2 separate regions of the Homo sapiens genome follow, and region 2 is linked to region 1. A link is a contact called in ENCODE Hi-C or POLR2A ChIA-PET data. All regions are on one chromosome and are shown on one strand. Each heading gives the region's core, a stretch centred on a gene start or an enhancer-like site at or near the end of the contact. The rest is flanking DNA. Distances are from core to core; before and after follow the strand shown.

Evidence for each region. A loop is a pair of places that touch in the nucleus more often than their neighbours do. ChIA-PET counts read pairs that join two places held with the same protein, here RNA polymerase II (POLR2A). Pooled maps may share reads with other maps.
Region 2: a loop to region 1 is called in a pooled map, with 2.0 times the contacts of the local background. The contact joins the promoter of BCO1 here to the enhancer-like site in region 1. A Hi-C loop is called at or near these places in 1 of 37 single-sample maps with no recorded cell type and 2 of 50 pooled maps. POLR2A ChIA-PET finds 5 or more read pairs at or near these places in 2 of 52 experiments (H1 and activated T-cell).

Annotation. Positions count from the first base shown.
Region 1 is chr16:81,727,597-81,732,164 of GRCh38, reverse strand. No RefSeq gene overlaps it. Among named protein-coding and RNA genes, the nearest start is that of PLCG2, 49 kb to the left of the region's middle. Within about 2 kb of position 1,669, at least 28 of the 41 ENCODE cell types and tissues checked have a DNase peak (open chromatin) inside an H3K27ac peak, as active enhancers do.
Region 2 is chr16:81,237,234-81,241,794 of GRCh38, reverse strand. It overlaps BCO1 (beta-carotene oxygenase 1), which reads right to left and starts at 3,106. Exons shown (of 11, transcript NM_017429.3): 1 at 2,823-3,106. The coding sequence starts at 2,886.

The sequences.
Region 1 (4,568 bases), core at 420-2,919:
ACATGTGTGAACACATATGTGCTCAACAATAAATAAACCAGCGGCTTCCAAAATGTCCCTTGTAGGTCCTGGGGCCACAGGGAGGATTCCGTGACCTCATAAAGCATTCAGGACACTGCTTGGCACAAGGAGGGGCTCGGTCAATGTTCCTTAGTGAATAGGCATTGGAAACAGAACGGGGGGAGTGGAAGGAGGTCAGTAAGAGGCTTCTGGTTCCCTCTTCATGTGCTCCTGTGCAGGCCGGGTCTCACTAACGCAGGCTTCATCACAACGGCTTCGGCACTGACCGAGTAGTTCAGTGAAACATTAATAGCTGAGAGAGCCAGTGCCCTTCTACAAAGGCTGGAATGTCACAAAAGCCCACCAAGAGTTTTGCCTGGGCCTTTCCTGGGCCTTGAAGCATGACAGGATAACGAAGGAATTCTTAACAGGACCTGTTTAGGATTAAACAAGTTTTACTGGGGGTCTGAAATAACTCCCCAGGCCTCCACAGGCAAGTTTATTGGGGGTCTGAAGGAACTCCCCAAACCCCCATGATTTAGCAGGAGACAAGATAAGGGTAATCACCGCAGCACCTGGACCCATTTAGATTAAATAAATTTACTGAGGCTCCAGAGGAAGAGCTTCAGGACTCAGACCTTAGTTATAGAAGTTAATCACGGCTAGGCATGGTGGCTCAAGCCTGTAATCCCAGCACTTTGGGAGGCCCAGGTGGTTGGATCACAAGATCAGAAGGTCGAGACCAGCCTGACCAACATGGTGAAACCCTGTCTCTACTAAAAATAGAAAAATTAGCCTGGGCGGGGTGGTGCATGCCTGTAATCCCAGCTACTCAGGAGGCTGAGGCAGGAGAATTGCTTGAACACAGGAGGCACAGGTTGCAGTGAACTGCAGTGCACTGCACTCCAGCCTGGGTGACAGAGTGAAACTCCGTCTCCAAAAAAAAAAAAGAAAGAAAGAAAGAAGTTAATCACTTATGTCTTTAGATGAATACACACTCAGACGTAGACATATAGCTTAGAAGGTACATAATCTCTGGAAAACTTTGTAATTTTGAGTTGGTCTGGGGATAATTTCCAGGCCTTCTCCCTGCACCCGGTTACAGAAATCAACTCCTTCCTTTCCCCGTTCATCTGCATCTCGTTATTGGGCCGCGAGAATAAGCAGCCCCACCCTCAGTTTGGTCCGGAAACACTCCTGTTAAGGGGACGACGACAGGAGCATGCCAGAACACTCTTATGCCAAGACAACTTCCAGATTGGGGACTGAGTCCGCCCCTGAGAGGGCAGTCCCTGGACCCCAAGGTGGGGAAGCCTGGGCCCCCATCTCAGGGGGTTCCCCATCCGCTACCCCAGGAGCCAGCGCAAGGCCGAAGCCACGTCTGGGCGGCAAGGGTCGGGGCGGGCTGGGTGCAGCAGGGAGCCCCGCCCATTCTGGGCATCCTGCCTCTGGCAGGGTTGTGCTCTTAGGTGGAGCCACCGCCTGCAGGACCCAGGTCTGTGCCCTCTGCTTCCCTCAGCCTCACAGAGCCTCCCAGCCCGGGCTCCCGCAGCTGCAACGCTGGGCAGGGAAGCCGGGTCTCCATGACAACGTTGACGTCACCGGCCCGGGGCTGGGAATTGCCTCCCGCCCCCAGCAGCGGCCAGGCCCAGCCCCAGCCCGGATCTGCAGCAGCTGGGACCCCAGGAGCGTTGGCGCCTCCGACCCTGTCCTCTGACCTTCCCGTCCTGGCCACCAGGGGCAGACAGGCGTGAACGGGCCAGCCAGGCTCTCACCTGCCTGCCACCTTCCCGAGATCCCGCTTCTTCCCGCCCTTCCCTTTTGTCCTCAAATTGCTCTCAGCTGGTTGCAAGCTCAACAGACCTCGCTTCCTGTTTCATTAACTGGAAACCCCCTCCCGGGAGAATGTGCATTTTAATAGAATGTGGGGAGCGATGAGCTCGCTGCTCTCTCGATGGCTTCACCTCTGCCTCCCTTTACTCCACAATACAGAACAACTCCCAGGCCGGGCGCAGTGGCTCACGCCTGCAATCCCAGCACTTTGGGAGGCCAAGGCGGGCGCATCATCTATGGTCGGGAGTTCGAGACCAGCCTGACCAACAAGGTGAAACCCCCGTCTCTACTAAAAGTACAAAAATTAGCTGGGCATGGTGGCGCATGCCTGTAATCCCAGCTACACGGGAGGCTGAGGCAGAAGAATCACTAGAACCCGGGAGGCGGAGGTTGCGGTGAGCCGAGATCACGCCATTGCACTCCAGCTTGGGCAACAAGAGCAAAACTCCATCTCAAAAAAAAAAAAAAAAAAAAACAAAAAACCTCCCAGATTATCATATAGCCCCTCCCACATCCCGGGCGTCTACCCTGTAACAGCTTCCCACTGCCCTAGTGCTGAGACTTCAGAGGCCTCGGCTCTCTACAGCGGCCCAGACCCCCGTACCTCCTCCTGTTCCTCCTCCTCCTCCTCCCCACTTCCAGCATCTGTTCCGCCGACGAATTGCCAGGCTCTGCCTCGGGGCCTCCGCACATGCTCTTCCCTCTGCCTGCAAGGCAGTTTCCTCCTCCGCCTCCCCTCGGGCTGGAGACTCCAGCTGCTCTCCAGGCCTAGGCTCGCAGGTGAGCTCAGTGCTGCCCCCTCTTGAAGGCGCTCACAGCAGCCTGCACTTCCTTTCGGCCCTCCTTGCTGTCCCCAGGGTGAGGACAGTTAACAATAACGTGGTGTGTGTTTCCAAACAGCGACAAGAGACGTCTGAATGTTCTCACCACAAAGAAATGATCAAGGTTTGGGGTGATGGATTTGCTGGTTACCCTGATTTGATCATTACACAATGTATACATGTATGGAAACCATAAATATGTACCATTGCCAAGTATTGTGAACCCCAAAGTATCTGAGACAGGGCTCAATCAATTTAGAGAGTTTATTTTGCCAAGTTTAAGGACGTGCCGGTGACACAGCCTCAGGAGATCCTGAATGTGTCGAAGGAGGTCAAGGTACAGCTTGTTTTTATACATTTTAGGGAGGCGTAATACGTCAATATGTGTAAGACTGACATTGGTTCCATCTGGAAGCGTGGGACAACTCAAAGTGTGCAGGGCCTTCCAGGTTGTAGATGGATGTAAATTTTTCTGATTGCCAATTGGTTGAAAAGTTATTATCGGTAGTAAGAAATGTCTGAGTCGTGGCCGGGTGCCGTGGCTCACGCCTGTAATCTCAGCAGTTTGGGAGGCTGAGGTGAGTGGATCACTTGGGGTCAGGAGTTCGAGACCAGCCTGCACAACATGGTAAAACCCCATCTCTACTAAAAATACAAAAATTAGCCAGGTGTGGGGTCACATGCCTGTAACTGCAGCTACTTGGCAGGTTGAGGTGGGTTGAACCTGGGAGGTGGAGGTTACAGTAAGACAAGATCATGCCACTGCAGTCCAGCCTGGGCAACACAGTGAGACCCTGTGAAGAAAGAAAGAGAAAGAAAGGAAGGAAGGAAGGAAAGAAGGAAAGAGAGGGAGGGAAGAAAGGAAGGAAGGAAAGAAAGGAAGAAAAGAAGGAAGGAAGGGAAGGAAGGAAAGAAAGGCAGGGAGGAAGGAAGGAAGGAGAGAGAGAGGAAGGAAGGAAGGAAGGGAGGGAGGGAGGAGGGAGGAAGGGCATGCTGGCTCACGGAAAGGAAGGAAGGAAGAAAGAAAGAAAGACAGCCGGGCGTGGTGGCTCACGCTTGTAATCCCAGCACTTTGGGAGGCCGAGGCAGGCTGATCATGAGGTCAGGAGATCAAGACCATCTTGGCTAACACAGTGAAACCCCGTCTCTACTAAAAATACAAAAAAATTAGCCAGGCATGGTGGCAGGCACCTGTAGTCCCAGCTACTCGGCAGGCTGAGGCAGGAGAATGGCGTGAACCCAGGAGGCGGAGCTTGCAGTGAGCCGAGATGGCGCCACTGCACTCCAGCCTGGGCGACAGAGAGAGACTCTGTCTCAAAAAAAAAAAAAAAGGAAGGAAGGAGAAAGACAGAAAGACAGAAAGAAAGGGAGGGAGGGAGGGATGGAGGAAGGAAGGAAAGAAGGAAGGAAAGAAAGAAAGAAAGAAAGAAAGAAAAGAAAAGAAAAGAAAAGAAAAGAAAAGGTCTGAGTTGCCATATGGGTTGTAGAGACCAAGGTGTTATCATGCAGATGGTGCCTTCACGTAACAGGCTTCAGAGAGAATAGATTGTAAATGTTTCTTATCAGACTTAAGGTCTGTGTTAAAGCTGGAGGGTATAATAAGAAATGTCCAACCCCCTCTTCCATGACGGCCTGAACTAGATTTTCAGGTTCATTCTAGAATGTCCTTGGCCTAGAGGAGGGGTCCATTCAGAAGGTTGCAGGGCCTTACAATTTTATTTTTGGTTTACAGTGTCCATTAAAAACAAAATAGAATGCAAAACAAAAAGGAAAATGATTTGTATGATCATTTGTTTAGCAGCTGCCTCCATCCCCACACTGTATGTGGCCTGAGGGTGAGGATGGCATTAGTTCCATTCACTCCTGAGTCCCCAGTGTGCCCAACACACAGTAAGTGCTCAACACATATTTTTA
Region 2 (4,561 bases), core at 1,857-4,356, 490 kb after region 1:
GCCCATGGATGTCACCAACTGATTAGGCTCAACCCAGGCCTGGACGGAGAGTCAGGAGGCCTGTTCTCTGCAGGCTGCCTGGCCTTGGCAAGTCACTGCCCCTCTGCCTCAGTTTCCCATCTGTCAATAGGGAGGCTTGATGTAGAGGAATGGTTCTTACCTTTGGAATCGCCTGAGGGCTTGTGAACACACAGCTTGCTGAGCTCCACCCCCCAAGTGTCTGACCCCGTGGGTCTGGGTAGGGCCCAAGGATGTTTATTTCTACCCAGCACCCAGGTGATGCTTATGCTGCAGGTCCGGGGCCACCCCTTTGAGAACCGCTGCTGATCTTTGGGGCTCACTCAGCCTCTCGTGTTCTAGAATTCATGTTTTCTAACATTTCCAAGGATTTCATGCAGTCATTAAACATGAGGTGTAAAGGGTACAAAATATTCCAGGGCACGAAAAGGTAGGTATCATAGGTGCCTTTTTGTTTTCTTTTGGAGACAGAGTCTCACTCTGTTGCCCAGGCTGGAGTACAGTGGTGCGATCTTGGCTCACTACAACCTCTGCCTCCTGGGTTCAAGTGATTCTCATGCCCAGTCTCCTGAGGAGCTGGGCTTATAGATATGCACCACCATGCCTGGCTAATTTTTGTATTTTTATTTAAAATAAAATTTCAGGCCGGGCATGGTGGTTCACGCCTATAATCCCAGCACTCTGGGAGGCCAACACGGGCGGATCAACTGAGGTTGGGAGTTTGCGACCAGCCTGACCAACATGGAGATACCCTGTTTCAGCTAAAAATACAAAATTAGCCGGGTGTGGTGGTGCATGCCTGTCATTCCAGCTATTTGGGAGGCTGAGGCAGAAGAATCGCTTGAACCCAGGAGGCAGAGGTTGTGGTGAGCCGAGATCGCGCCATTACACTCCAGCCTGGGCAACAAGAGTGAAACTCCTTCTCAAAAAAAAAAAAAAATTAAAATTAAATGCATTGAAAGTAATGGCAAAAACCGCGATTATTTTTGCACCAACCAAATAATAAAGACAGTGTTTCACCATACCAGGTTGGCCAGGCTGGGGTGCCTGGTTTTTTTTTATTTATTTATTTTTGAGACAGGGTCTCACTCTTGCCAAGGCCAGAGTGCAGTGGCACGATCTCAGCTCACTGCAACCTCTGCCTCCGGGGTTCAAGCAATTCTACTACCTCATCCTCCTGAGTAGCTGGGACTACAGGTGCATGCCACCACCCCTGGCTAATTTGTGTATTTTTAGTAGAGAGGGATTTCGCCATGTTAGCCAGGCTGGTCTCAAACTCCTGGCTTCAAGTGATCCACCCTCTTTGGCCTCCGAAAGTGCTGGGACCACAGGCGTGAGCCACCGCACCTGGCCGTGGGGTGTCTTTTTAAAAAATAAAATATGTACAGATGAACAGTCAAATTGAGAAAAAAAATAAAAATGTAATAGTATACATTTGCTTTTTGAAAAACTGTTTACAAATATAGTAATCTATCAATTGATCTACCTATGTTTTAAAAAGTTAAAGGAAATAGACCCAAATATTAATAGTGGTTAAGAGATTTCAAAATACAGCTGATTTTATTTCCTTCCATGTTCTCATTTGCACTCCTAATTAATTTATATATAATTTAATATACATACAGCTATATATATATACAGATTGATAGCTATAGATTGTGCCTTACCTTTGTAACCAGGAAAATATATACATAAAAGCTATTTTTTTTTTGTTTCAAAAGACTCCCAAGGCAATTGCTCAGTTGAAAAGCTTCAATCTGATGTTCTCACGAAAATCACTCACAGTTGTCCTCTCCTTATGAACAATTCCAGTCCATCTAGCAGATGAAAATGCCTGCAGGCCTGAGCTGACTCAGCTGTTCTTAAAACTGAGCGAGCACCACTCTGGGGACCCGGGAGTCCAGAACCAGGAACTGCCCTTTAGAGTCGAAATGGTACCAGGAAAGTGGCAACTCAAAAGAGGAGGAAAAAGAGATATAAAAGATTAAGCGAAACACAGAGCCTCTAAAGGATAGAAGGTCCTACTCCTATAGGCTCTGCAGGAGCTCACACCTGTGAGTTCCTGAGAGAAAATCACATCAGACTCTGCAATCCCCTGCAAGTGTGCGTGGTGGATGTGCATGCGTGGGAGCTCATGCACGCCCCTCTAAGCATTTTGAAACTAATTTAGAATGCATACATTTGCACAAATACATCATGCATCTGAGACAGGCAGCAGTTTGCAGATTAATCCCATTGTCTATGTACCCACTGGGGCATTCCAATGCTTTTTTCCTGGGAACAGTGAGACTGACTCTCCTCCCTTTGCAAACGGAGTTATAATGTGTAAAAGAATACCTAGATTTTCACAGAAAATGTGTCCCCTCTCTGTACTGTTTTCCAGACTTTCCAAAAGTAATTTACAATTAGTATTACTTATATCATCAGGAAAAAATAGTGTCCATCTAAACACAAGGAAGAAGCCAGGTGCAGTGGCTCACCCCTGTAATCCTAGCACTTTCGGAGGCCGAGGTGGGTGGATCACTTGAGGCTAGGAGTTCGAGACCAGCCTGGCCAACATGCTGAAACCCCGTCTCTACTAAAAACACACAGATTAGCCGGGCTTGGTGGTGGGTGCCTGTAATCTCAGCTACTCGGGAGGCTGTGGTGGGAGGATCGTTTGAACCCAGGAGGCAGAGGTTGCAGTGGGCCGAGATCAAGCCACTGGACTCCAGCCCGGGCGACAGAGCGAGACTCCGCCTCAAAAAAAAAAAAAATAATAAAATAAATAGAAGAAAGAGCCCAGTGTTTATCAGAATGCTCACCTGTCACTTTGGCCCTCACAGGCTCCAGCTGTTCTTTCCTATTCCTGCCAAATATTATATCCATTGCTCAGGGTGCCGAGGGAGATCGATTTTAACAGCAAACAGGTGCTCCTCTGTGTTCACAGGAGATGCTGCTCCCTCCTCCTGCGTTTCCTTCCTGCTCTCCTGCTCCTTCCCTCCTTCACATCTCTGTCTCTCCTGATGCCGTTTCTGCCTTTGCTTTTTCCTTTTTGGCTGGCTCTCACTTGTCCCTCTCCAAGAGCCCTGGATCTCTTTACATTCACAAGGGAAGCTGCGCTGGCGTTACTTATAAGATGTTTGGTTAAAGGTTAATTTCCAAGCCATGTGTCATAGCTAATCTTTAATCCTCTTATTGTTCCCTCAGCTTTCCCTCTCCAGTTTCACTTTTGACTTAACCAAAAAAAAAAAAAAGCTTGCTTCAGACTAGGTTCTAAATAAGCAGAGAGAATTCCGTGCCTGCTGTTATGTTGCCCGACGTAATCCAAGAGCTGGAGTTGTTTATGATCAGAACAAGAAGAGATGCTGGGAATCAGAGGTGCTGGGAATTAGGAGAAACTTGAGCTAAGCTCTGTGATCACTGAATGTCTGCTGCACAGCAGGGAACCCCTTCAGCAGAGACGGGAAAGGTTTTACATTTTGTTTTGTTTTTAGTAAAGGCCCCGATGCTCCCCTCTAATAATCATACATAAAGAGCCACTTAATTCATTATTTTCTTTTTGGAAGAAGGAGACATAAAATGTTTCATGTACCTATTTAAAAAATAACGAACGGGAACCAAAGGCTTTTCTCAGAAACTATAAAGAATAGTAAAAAAGACGGGCCAGGAGTGGTGGCTCATGCCTGTAATCCCAGAACTTTGGGAGGCCATGGTTGGCGGGTCACTTGAGGTCAGGAGTTCGAGACCAGCCTGGCCAACACGGCGAAATCCTGTCTCTACTAAAAATACAAAAATTATCCAGGCGTGGTGGAAGACGCCTGCAATCCCAGATGCTAAGGAGGCTGAGGCAGGAAAATCGCTTGAACCTGTGAGGCAGACATTGCAGTAAGCTGAGATGGCACCACTGCACTCCAGCCTCGGCCACAGAGTGAGACTCTGTCTCAAAAAATAAATAAGTAAACAGAATAGTTAAAAAGAAACTTCAACTTCCTGGCCTATCAAGAGGGCAAAACAATGCCTGAATTTGATCTGAGCTTCCCTATTATTCGTGTATCTTCGTGTGTTGCCATTGCCTGAAATTCGTATTCAACTTGCTATATGCACTGATTGAAGTTAATGAACTCATCTTAACGTATTTTGCTTAAAGAAAGAACCAGTCATTTGCTCTGTGGGTAGAGTAAGAAAAGGCAGTGGCACTGGCCTTTATGCAACCCAGCTGAGAATAATGATGGTCCGGTCTGGGCTGAGAGCACATGCCAGCACCTTGGGCCGTTCATTCCTGACAGCTGTGTGGTCTGGCTGTGCTTCCGCCCTGGCACACATTGGAATCACCTGATTGGCAGTACTAAATGTATCAGTGCTGGGCCTCACTCCAGACCCACTGACGCAGAATCTCTGAAGGTGGATCTCAGCCATCAGTTTTTTTTTTTTATGTTGGCCGGGTGTAGTGGCTCACACCTGTAATCCTAGCACTTTCGGAGGCCAAGGCGGGAGGATCACTTGAGCCCAGGAATTAAGACCAGCCTAGGCAACATATTGAGGCTCCGTCTCTACCAAAAAA